Regions from separate parts of the Homo sapiens genome. Here region 1 is linked to region 2. A link is a contact called in ENCODE Hi-C data. All regions are on one chromosome and are shown on one strand. The core of a region is the stretch at or near the end of the contact, and the rest is flanking DNA. Distances in the headings are between cores, read along the strand shown.

Region 1 (5,463 bases), core at 1,386-3,885, 420 kb before region 2:
TTTGTCCCAGTGTCCGACCCTCTCTGCCAGTTCCTCGGGCTGGGTGCCCTTTGGGTTGCTGATGGAGGGAAACGCCCCCTCCAGGGCTGCCTGTCCGCCAAGCAAGGCGAGGATGGGACCCTGGGCTTCTTCCCAGACAGGAGAACCCCAGACCCAGAGACCCAAGAACTGGGTGGGGCAAGGCAGCCTCCCATGGGCCACACCCACCCCTCCTGCCCGCACCCCACTCACCTGCCTCCCTCTCCTCCCCAGCACAGAGCCCTCTCACACTTTAAGGTCAAAGATAGTTCCAAGCTTCACATTCGTTCAGACATAAAAGCCCCAAGCCTTTGGTGGGGAGGCTGCTGTCAATGGTGCCAAATTATGCGTGTCTAGTTTTTGTGATGTGATCTACTGCCGTTCATTAGGGACTGAGCTGGGCCCATCGACTCATTTTTCTTAGGGCAGCGAGCTGGTCTGTAGGGAGTCCCAGTGCTGAGAGGCCAATCCGTCCTTTGCTCACTCAGCAACTTTGCTCTTTGATTTTTTTTTTAATGAAAAATTTTAATGCAGAATAGAGGAATCAGGTCTTGGACATAGAAGTGAATGAATCAGATCTTGCAGGAACCAAGCCCTGGAATATATTAATATATAGTGGGTGCAGTAACAACTTTGAAACATTCAAAAATCTGTCTGACAGGGCATGTCTCCTATCTTAAAGTGTCACTGCTAGGCCTTAATTACACACATAAGAATAAGGTAAGGGGGCGTGTCACACTTCGGAATTTTAGAAATTCACATTGTATGAAACACTGCACCTCCAAAAGGCTGTGCAAACCACACTAACGTGTCAGAACTTCCCTCTTTGGCAAACATACAAAAGACTCGTGCAAAGAGTAACGGAAGTTAAATGCAGCGGGCTAAAAGCAACGCTTTTCTGTTCCTAAGCGACCAGAACTGGGCCAAGGAGATTCAGAAAGCATTTAAACATCCCGGTAATGGATCAGTGAAGGAATGAAGAGGCTTGTCCTCCATTCAGCTGCTCCAGCTGCTTCAGCCCATCTTGGCAACTTCTGGTGGCAGGGAAGTAACAGGCATCAGGGCGGAGGGCAGGGTGGAGGGCAGGGCAGAGGGCAAGGCAGGCATCCTGAGAGGCGGACGTGGTGGATGCACCAGTTGGGCCTTTGAACCTCCATCTCCTGTGCCGTCCCCTCAGGAAGTCCTCTTCCTAAGGCTCTCCGTTCTAGGGAGCAAAGTCCTGTCCCAAGGTTTAGAAAGCAAAGTCTTCAAAACTGCTGCCAGTCAGGCAAGAAGAAAACCAAGGGAGTTTCCCAGAGCGCCCAGGAGGGCAGGAGATCAGATGGACGAGCACGCGTCTTGCAGAATGCTTTTCATCCCAGCACCCTGTCCACAGCATCCCCATGGAGGCCCAGGAGAAACAAAGGTGAGGACAAATATCTGCCCTGTAGTACCTGAAATGGCCATTTCACCCAAAGTCAGGGACGCTGCCTGCTGTTGTACAAAGTAAACACACACACGTTCCTGAAAATAGGGCATCAGGTGGTGACTGCGTAGACAGCGCACTCCAGCCTGCTCAAGAGCCCCTCGTCAGCTCACAACTATCTCACAGGCTCTCAGGCTCGGCCATCACCACGCCTGGGAAGAAAAAGCCTCCGTTCCCGACAGTCATCACAATCTGTTTGCAATTACCAAGAAAAGAAAGGAAAGATCCTAAAGATCCATCCTCACGGTGTTAAATGGAGCCTTTGGTTTTATATCTGTGTTGCTGATGAGCCCATATTTTTGGAGAAGCTGTAACAGGAACTATGGGGGACTTAAGTCCCCTTTTGTTTTGTGTTTTTGTTTATCGGGCATTTTCTTTTGTGAAGAAAGGTCAGAGATGGGGGACAGTATTCCCTTATTTGTTAGGAAGGCACTGAGCAGAAAGAAGTTTTGTAAGAGGTTATTTCAAAAACATTATTTAAAGAGAAAACAAGACTGCCATCCAATGCCAGAGATGGACGTCTGAGATGCTTACCAGCCTCCAGCTTCCATTTGGCATTATTTCTTACATTTTTCTACAAACTTTTTTTCTCCATGTGCAAAACAGGCCAAGTTTGGTTGTTTTGGGGCAGTGCTAGGATTGGACTCTGCACAAGTACTGCAGTCAAAGATGAGAAAATGCAAGAGATCCATCTCACTTGGCATGCTTATATGTTCTTTTAAGCAAAAAAAAAAAAAAAAAAAAAAAAAAAAAAAATTCCTGTTTACCAAATGGAGTGTCAGGAACATTGTGTAAAAGAACACTTATCTGTGAAACTTTGATCTTTCTCTGAAGCACCATTAGCAGAGACTCACAGGATGATTGCTTGGGAGCAGGGGCAGGCAGAGGGGAGGGTGGAGGCAAGGAGTTTTCCAAGGGGGAAATAATGCTTATTGTGCTACCTATGGTCATGTTTAGAACAGAAATCCTGTGAAATCCCAGGAAGCAAGCTGAAGCTGGGCCACTGGCTGGGCAATGCCACCGCCCAGGCCCCCCGCACCCACAGAAACATGGGCCAGGGCCCAGCTTCAGTCAGCCCCTCGCTAAGGCCGTCTCCAGGAAGCACAGTCCAGCAGCTCTCAGGCAGGGCGGAGGGGCAGCCCAGGCTCCAGCCTCCTCCCCGAGAAGCCGGAGAGCACCGCATGATTTGTTACTGAGATCAGGAAATCAGAGGCTTATGAAATTTCCAGTTACTTTCTGTTTCATCTACGTCTGGCAAAAACAAGCAGAAGAAGAAAGAAAAGAAAAAGGAGGGACAGAGAAAAGGAGGAAGGAAGGGAGGGAGAGAGGGAGGGAGGATGCAAAGAAGGAAGAAAGGAAAGAAGGAAGGAAGGAGAAGGAAGGGAGGGAGGAAGGAAGGAAAGGAAGGAAGGAGAAGAAGGGGAGGGAGGAAGGAAGAGGAAGGAGAAGGAAGGGAGGGAGGAAGGAAAGGAAGGAAGGAAGAGGAAGGAGAAGGAAGGGAGGGAGGAAGAAAGGAAAGGAAGGAAGGAGAAGGGAAGGGAAGGGGGAGGGAGGAAACACTCTCATATGATTGGTATTTCCATATCCAGCTTAATTCTTTTTAAGGAAGGGAGGGAGGAAGGGAAGGGAAGGGAACACGCTCATATGATTAGGATTTTCGTGTCCAGCTTAATTCTTTAATTTTTACCTGTAAAGGAACAAACAAAACCTGTATGTAGAAAAGAAATCTTAGTTTTTACTATATATGTTCAAACTGGAAATGTTCAAGGAAGAGCAAGGAAGAATTAGGGAACTGACAAAAGGACTTCACGGGAAAGCCTGGGGCAGGTGCCAACGATGGCGCAGCTCAGGGCAGAGAACAGCGGAGCGTCCCCGGTCAATTTTTGCTCATGTGGCAGCACAAGTGGCACTCACTGGAGGAGTAGTGTTGCCCCTGCATGTGTCTTTGGAGGATCCAGAATTCACATGAGTCTGAGTTCTTCAAATGTTGCTGATGGCATTGCGTGGTAAGAGAAGCCTAATGATTGTAGAAATGCTTCCATTGCACAAAGGCTTCCATTAGGCCCTGGCTCATCAGCCTACCTCACTGAGCACCCACACTTCTCTTCAAACCTCCTGGACAGGAGCCGAGTTTCCGAATGAATTCTGTGTCCCTTTTGGAAGTGTTTCCCATGCACCTTCTATAGGTCAAAGAGGGTTAGCCACCAAGAGCTGTAGAAGCCTAGGGCATAGTCTCTGTCCATAAACAAAACAAAAGAATGTTCTTGATAGAGGCCAAAGAGCCCTCAAGAACCATTAGTGGAAGCAATAATTCTATATAATAAATTACCAAAAACGTGACACATGCAATTAAAAACGGAAGCCAATGGATGCCAGTAGGAAGTACTGGCCAGGATGGTGAAGTCAATGAGAGCAACTGTGAGGGGCAAAGGCATCAGAGAGGTCTTCAGAGGGCAAGTGACTTGGATGATCAAACATTACAGATCTGATGTGGGGCCAGGGCCCTGGGTGCTCAGTGAACACTGTCTGTCACACTCCCAACAAAAGGTGTGGAGTGCCACAAGTCAAGGAAACCAAAGGGCCCATGAAAAAGTAAATGTAAAGCCGGGCACAGTGGCTCCCGCCTGTAAACCCAACACTTTGCAAGGCCAAGGTAGGCGGATCACTTGTGGCCAAGGTAGGAGGATCACTTGTGGTCAAGCCTGGCCAACATGGTGAAACCGTCTCTACTAAAAATACAAAACTTAACCGGGCATGGTGGCACACACCTGTAATCCCAGCTACTCAGGAGGCTGAGGCACAAGAATCACTTGAACCCAGGAGGCAAAGGTTGCAGTGAGCTGAGATCGCACCATTGCACTCCAGCCTAAGCAACAGAATCAGACCCTGGCTCCCTGGCTCAAAAAAAAAAAAGAAGAAGTAAATATAGAAAGCTACCTGGGCAGTGAAGTGGCTTGACACCCCTTACCTATTAGGGGATACTGGGGATGCAGATAAATTTCTCTGAGTTTCTGTTGCTTTGACTGCAAAATGGGAATTCCAGCATCTTCCCCCTGACCGCAAAGGATGCTATTAAAGGTACAAAATAAACAGAAAGCAACGAGGATTTATCATTTTAGTTGGAATCTCGTTTCAGCGCTACTAAAAGTAAGGTTCTTTCATGTACCTGAGTTAATCCAAAGAACCCAGCATGGTTAGTATTTTCAGCAGAAGCCACAGAGAAGTAAATACGTTGCCTCAAATCTCCCAGCTGTAATGAATCAAGGACTAAAATTTTGTCTTCTATATTCTTTTTACAACATTATTTTATAAAAGATTCTAAGTTAGACTTTCACAAGAGTTTAAACAATTCAATGTTCTAAGTTGTTGCTTTCTATTACAATTTAGTAAGAATCAACTCAAAAGCAATGTGTATGCCATGTAGCTAATACACTTCCCTCCGTTTCATCTTTGCTGCAAGACAGAGGGTGGCAATGCTAGGCTTGTATGACAAATGATGAAAGTAAGGTTTAGCAATTTTTTTTTTTTTTTTGAGACGGAGTTTCACTCTGTCTCCCAGGCTGGAGTGCAGTGGCACAATCTCGGCTCACGGCAACCTCCACCTCCCAGGTTCAAGCCATTCTCCTGCCTCAGCCTCCTGAGTAGCTGGGATTACAGATGCAAGGCACCACGCCTGGCTAATTTTTGTATTTTTAGTAGAGATGGGGTTTTGCCATGTTGGTCTGGCTGGTCATGAACTCCTGACCTCAGGTGATCCACCCACCTCAGCCTCCCAAAGTGCTGGGATTACAGGCATGAGCCACTGCGCCTGGCCGAGGTTCAGCATTTTTAACAAATTAGCCAAAATAGCACCTCCAGAATGTCCAGAAATGTGCCAAAATTGCAGAGCACGTCTATCTGCCTCCAGGAGCCAGTGCTCTTCCCTGTCATGAAGCCACGGTCACCCCTCAGGACATCTAGTCACCTCACAAAAGATCACA
Region 2 (4,764 bases), core at 1,816-4,315:
TTTGTTTCTTCCTCTTCAAAATGTGCAGGTTATTCCAGGGCCATGTATCAATTTTGTAGGTCAGAGTGACCCAGATCCAATCCTTACAGCACCAAGGCAACAATATCAGGGCCCTGGGTCCCTCCCTTGGCCTACAAATAAGAGTAATAAAGGAATTGACGTCAACAGATCTTTGTCATGATAAGTTACTGTGTTACAGGGATGCAAATTTCACAGCTACAGATCCTGTCAAAGTTGCTTCTAAGCCCAAGCTCTGGGTGTTGCAACTATGGTTTCATTATCCTAAAAAAAAAAAAAAAAAAGGAAATACTTAAAGATACTTTTAAAACTTGGTTTAGGTCGAATGCCTTAAAAAACAGCTTTCCTTTCAGGCCCCAAAGCTTGAGATTCTAAGCTGGAGAGTCAGCAAAGAGTGCCCAGAGACTTGGTTCTCCCGGAACCTCCGCCCCCTCTCCCACCCAGTGAGGGCCATCAGGTGAGAATGATTCATTTCTCACTTGAATAGACCCTTTAAATAAAGATGAGTCATTTTTCTGAGAATAAGTCCTTGACATCAAATTGTACAATCTGTTGCCTTTCTAAACACCTCAGTTTAAGGGAAGCAGAATGACTTCAATATCAGGGTTTGTAACAGGCACACAGAAGGGGCAGGGGGTGGGGCCTGGGGGAGGACTGAAGACCCTTTGGTGAGTTTCAGGAGGTAAATAATGACTTACCAGAACGACAGCATGGCTGCCTTCCCTGTGAAAAGCCAGTGTTGAAACATGAGTGTTTGTTCATCTGCAGCCTTGGGCTGTGGTGTCTGCAGTGTTTAATAAGTCATTTTTAATTAGCTTCCATCCACCGTGGTGCGTGGCTGGCTGTCTTCGCACAGCTCTCCGGGGCTGTCTCCAGGAGGCCCTATTTTATTGGCCATTGATGCCATGTCTGCTCAGAGATACAATCAGAAAATATGATTGGTGTTCCCGCATGACACACAGGAGGAGGCACGGATGGCATTACACAAACGGCCCAACAGGCCGGGCGCGGTGGCTCACGCCTGTAATCCCAGCACTTTGGGAGGCCATGGGGGGCGGAAGACCTGAGCCTGGGCAATATAGCAAAACACCGTCTCTATAAAAAATACAAAAATTAGCCAGGTGTGGGGATGTGTGCCTGTAGTCTCAGCTGCTTGGGAGGCTAAGGTGGGAGGATCACCTGAGCCCGGGAGATTGAGGCTGCAGTGAGCCAAGATCATGCCACTGCACTCTAGCCTGGGCAACAGAGCAAGACCCTGTCTCAAAAAAAAGCAGCCCAGCAGGTGACAGGGTGAGCATGGTGGGATTTATCATGAGCAGTACCCTGACCTGTCCGAGGGCACAGCATACCATTATCTAAATGACCAAGGTCCGGAAACTCTTTCGTTCCTGACTTTTCAGTGGTTAGAAGGTGCCAGAGACCAGCTACCTAAGAAGGGAACTGGCCAATTCCCAGGAGGAAAATACTGCCTGCCACTGCACTCAATTGGGGCAGCCATGGCTGAACAAAGCAGGAAGGAGCTGATGGGCGTGAAAAAGGACTGGACTGGAAGTGAGGACCCCAGCTGTCCAGCACATTTCTCAGGGAAGACTCACATGGCACAGCCCAATGCTGGTGTTCTTGTCAAGTGAAGAGTGGGAGTGTCCCGCAGCCCCGGGAGAATAATCTACTTGAGTCCCTGTTTTAAGGGGCATTACTGAGGGGATTCTGCTCCCTGAGCTCCTAGAGGTCTGAGAGCAAAACCATGCAGTGTTGTGTTTGCATTCACAGAGAGCAGGGAATAGAAATGTCTGTCTGCCTTCCCCTCACCCCAAAACCAGAATGCCATCCTCCTAGTGTGTCTGCTGCACTCATGGCAGCAGGAGGAGCAGAAGCAGCCGGGGGTGCTGCTGAGCCCCCACTCCTCCCCACCTCCCCGCACCCGTCCACCTGCAGCAGGGATGGCATGGAAAACCCGACATTTCATAAAGATTCAGCAAGGTCCTGTCAAAGCCCAGGGGAAGCCATATTCAGGGAGGGGGTCAATGTCTGGGAGGAATACAATTCCCAAAAGAGACTGAGAGTGAAGCCTGTGGGTCGGAGGGTGAATGAGAGAGGCTGGCGTATTTGGGAATCAAAGGTGTCAAGGTTTCTTGAGGCTCCTGTCCCTGTCTGTCTGCTTCCTTTCTCTCCGTTCCACCTCTTAGCCCCTGTGAGCAGAGACAGCTGGGGCCCCAGGCTGGTATGATGAGCAAGGGTATAGTTCCCTTCCCTGGGTGCCTTGTCCATTCATGTGTGTGCGTGCACTCCGGAGCTCCTCACCACCCAACCCTCTCTCCTCGTGGTTTTCCCAGTGTGGAGATTAGCCCTCGCCACTGACACGCTGAATAATGCCTTCCTGCCCACCCTCTCCAGGTCGCCTCCTCCCCACGTGAAGCCACTCCCCAAGGGCTCATCTTTGAAAGACTTTTTAAGGTGCACGTGTCATTTTCACATTTGCTCACATTGCACAAAGACCTAGTTGAGGAAACGAAAACTGCTATGATTTATGCTAATGAGATGAATTGCATTCCAAATGTATCTCAACCAGAACACACTTCGCAGTAACACGCATGAAAAGGAAACGTGTTCTATCTAGGAATCCCTGTGTTATTTCACTGATCTGCATGTTGTACCCGAGGGCATCTAGCAATGTGCTAATACCTAATTCAGGAAATCTGGATTGAACATGGGCACCTGTGAAGAAGTGGAAACGGCAGTGGAGCTAAGACATACAGCAAAGAGAGCCTGTTTTGTTATAAACAGCTAAATCTGGAAGTCAATGTTTTGTGTTTCTTGCAGAAGTCATACTTTTATCCTGTCATTATGCAAAAGTGCTGATTCATGTTTAGTGCCACAAAATCTACCTTTAAAGTGGAATATTTTGAAAGGTTGTGTTAAAATGACTCTCAAATCTCTTCCAAAAACTAGCTGCTAAGCAGGAGTTCTCAAGGTAGAAGTTGGAATTACCCAACCACCACCCTGATGGGATGCTCTCTGAATGCAGATGGAAACGATGACTTAACTGCAGCTTCGGATGCATCAGACACAAACGCTGGATAAAGCTGCTCATTCACATAAAGCACCACCTGCTGCCGCTACCTGGAATATCCACACTGGATAACTCGAAGCTTGGTGGAAACAGAGGTTGGAAAAAGCAGAAAATAAAACAAAGGGATGGAAGATGGGTGCTCTGAATTCCATTTCCTTAGAAACCAACAAGAGCTCCTTCAGTATGTCGTGGACACCTTCAGTTGAGCACAGCTCAGGCACCGCAAGGACACTCCGCTCATGTAAGTTGGCCTTAGTAGGTTTTTCTTCCATGAGTGAATTTCTATTCAGAGCAAGTAAAACACAGCCTGTGACACTGTTTGTCCCGAATGTCAACAGCGCTCTCTGTGATCAGCCCGTTGTACGAGGTGTTGGAATACATGAACAACGCAAACGGAATATCTCGTCTCTCATTTCTGTCTTTAATCATTGGCTGCCTCCACTCCAGTTACACCTGGGCCGTGCTCTGATCTGCAGGTTTAACTCCAGGGGAAACTTCACCTGTTTGATGACAGCCGTCAAGTGAACCAGATGTTACCTCTAGTAAGAAAGGATGGGCAGGTAGAGTGTGATGTCTGGGGTGCTCCTGACTCAGGGCGGCCTCCCTGGCTCCCCTCACCCAGTTGGACCTGGGTGCCCTTGTCCTACTCTTCTATAGCATCCTTGGCTTTTCCTTCATGGTGCCCATCACACATTCCAGCGAGACACGGATTTGTGGGATTATTTGCACCGGGTGAAGTTGGCCTGTTCCACTAGTTTCCTGACTCCAGGAGCTCAGAGCTTTTGTCATTCTTTCTTCACTCTGTGCATGTAACACACAAGAGACGTTTCCTGAATGAAGGGCCCCTGATGCTGTGGCACAAATAACAAAACATTGGGAAGTAGTACGTCTTGCCAGCCCTACTGCTGGCCCTGAATGACTGGAACCAGTGCTTCAATTTTAAACATTTGATTGACAAGTTATTTTCAGCAGTTTGCCCTCAAAAGATGACCTTGTGTCGTTTACTTCTAACCTGATCTGGGCTTAGCGTATCTACTCATTCCTTAGGTCAGCCACAGCCTCATAAGCAGCTACGTTCAATCAGTCGTCACAGCCCTGGGCACAGACTTTCTCAGCAAGAGTAATTTTCTCACTTATGCTAACAATTTGACTTCTTCAAACGCGTACTCTTTTTTTTTTTTTTTTTTTTTTTTTTTGAGACGGTGTCTCATTATGTTGCCCAGGCTGGACTTGAACTCCTGGGCTCAAGCAATCCTCTGCCTCAGCTCCAGACTAGCTGGGACATAGATGCATGTCACCGTGCCCAGCTCAAAAGCGTACTTTTACCTACACTGATGATATCAAGACATGATAGAACAAAAAGCATATTTCCTGAGTGATTTTTTAAAAATTTCAACCGCCTGTACACAGACTGTAACACCAGCAGTCGTGAGGAAGTGCTTGGGACTTGCCGGTTCTCAGACTTGCCTCTTGCCAGGGAGGAGACCCCATCTAATAACAAATGTCTTTCCCTAATGAAGTCCAGAACCAGATCTTTCATGGACCTAGATTTTACCTGCAGAGATGTGGAACAGCCACAGTTGGAAAACCATGAGTGCTTGATGTTAAATGAAGGCAACACTCCTCAATTCTGAGATTGTTTATATTGTTTTGGGAATGTAATCGTTGGAGAAAAC

Evidence for each region. A loop is a pair of places that touch in the nucleus more often than their neighbours do. Pooled maps may share reads with other maps.
Region 1: a pooled map shows a loop between it and region 2 (1.9-fold over the local background). The contact joins the enhancer-like site here to the promoter of LINC01879 in region 2. A Hi-C loop is called at or near these places in 1 of 50 pooled maps.

Annotation. Positions count from the first base shown.
Region 1 is chr18:76,263,461-76,268,923 of GRCh38, forward strand. No RefSeq gene overlaps it. Among named protein-coding and RNA genes, the nearest start is that of LINC01893, 57 kb to the left of the region's middle. RefSeq lists an enhancer at 2,550-3,049. Within about 2 kb of position 2,636, at least 14 of the 41 ENCODE cell types and tissues checked have a DNase peak (open chromatin) inside an H3K27ac peak, as active enhancers do.
Region 2 is chr18:76,686,964-76,691,727 of GRCh38, forward strand. It overlaps LINC01879 (long intergenic non-protein coding RNA 1879), which reads left to right and starts at 3,066. Exons shown (of 2, transcript NR_122073.1): 1 at 3,066-4,764. It overlaps LOC105372212 (a long non-coding RNA gene), which reads right to left and starts at 460. Exons shown (of 3, transcript XR_935657.4): 1 at 1-460. RefSeq lists enhancers at 1-461, 473-1,449.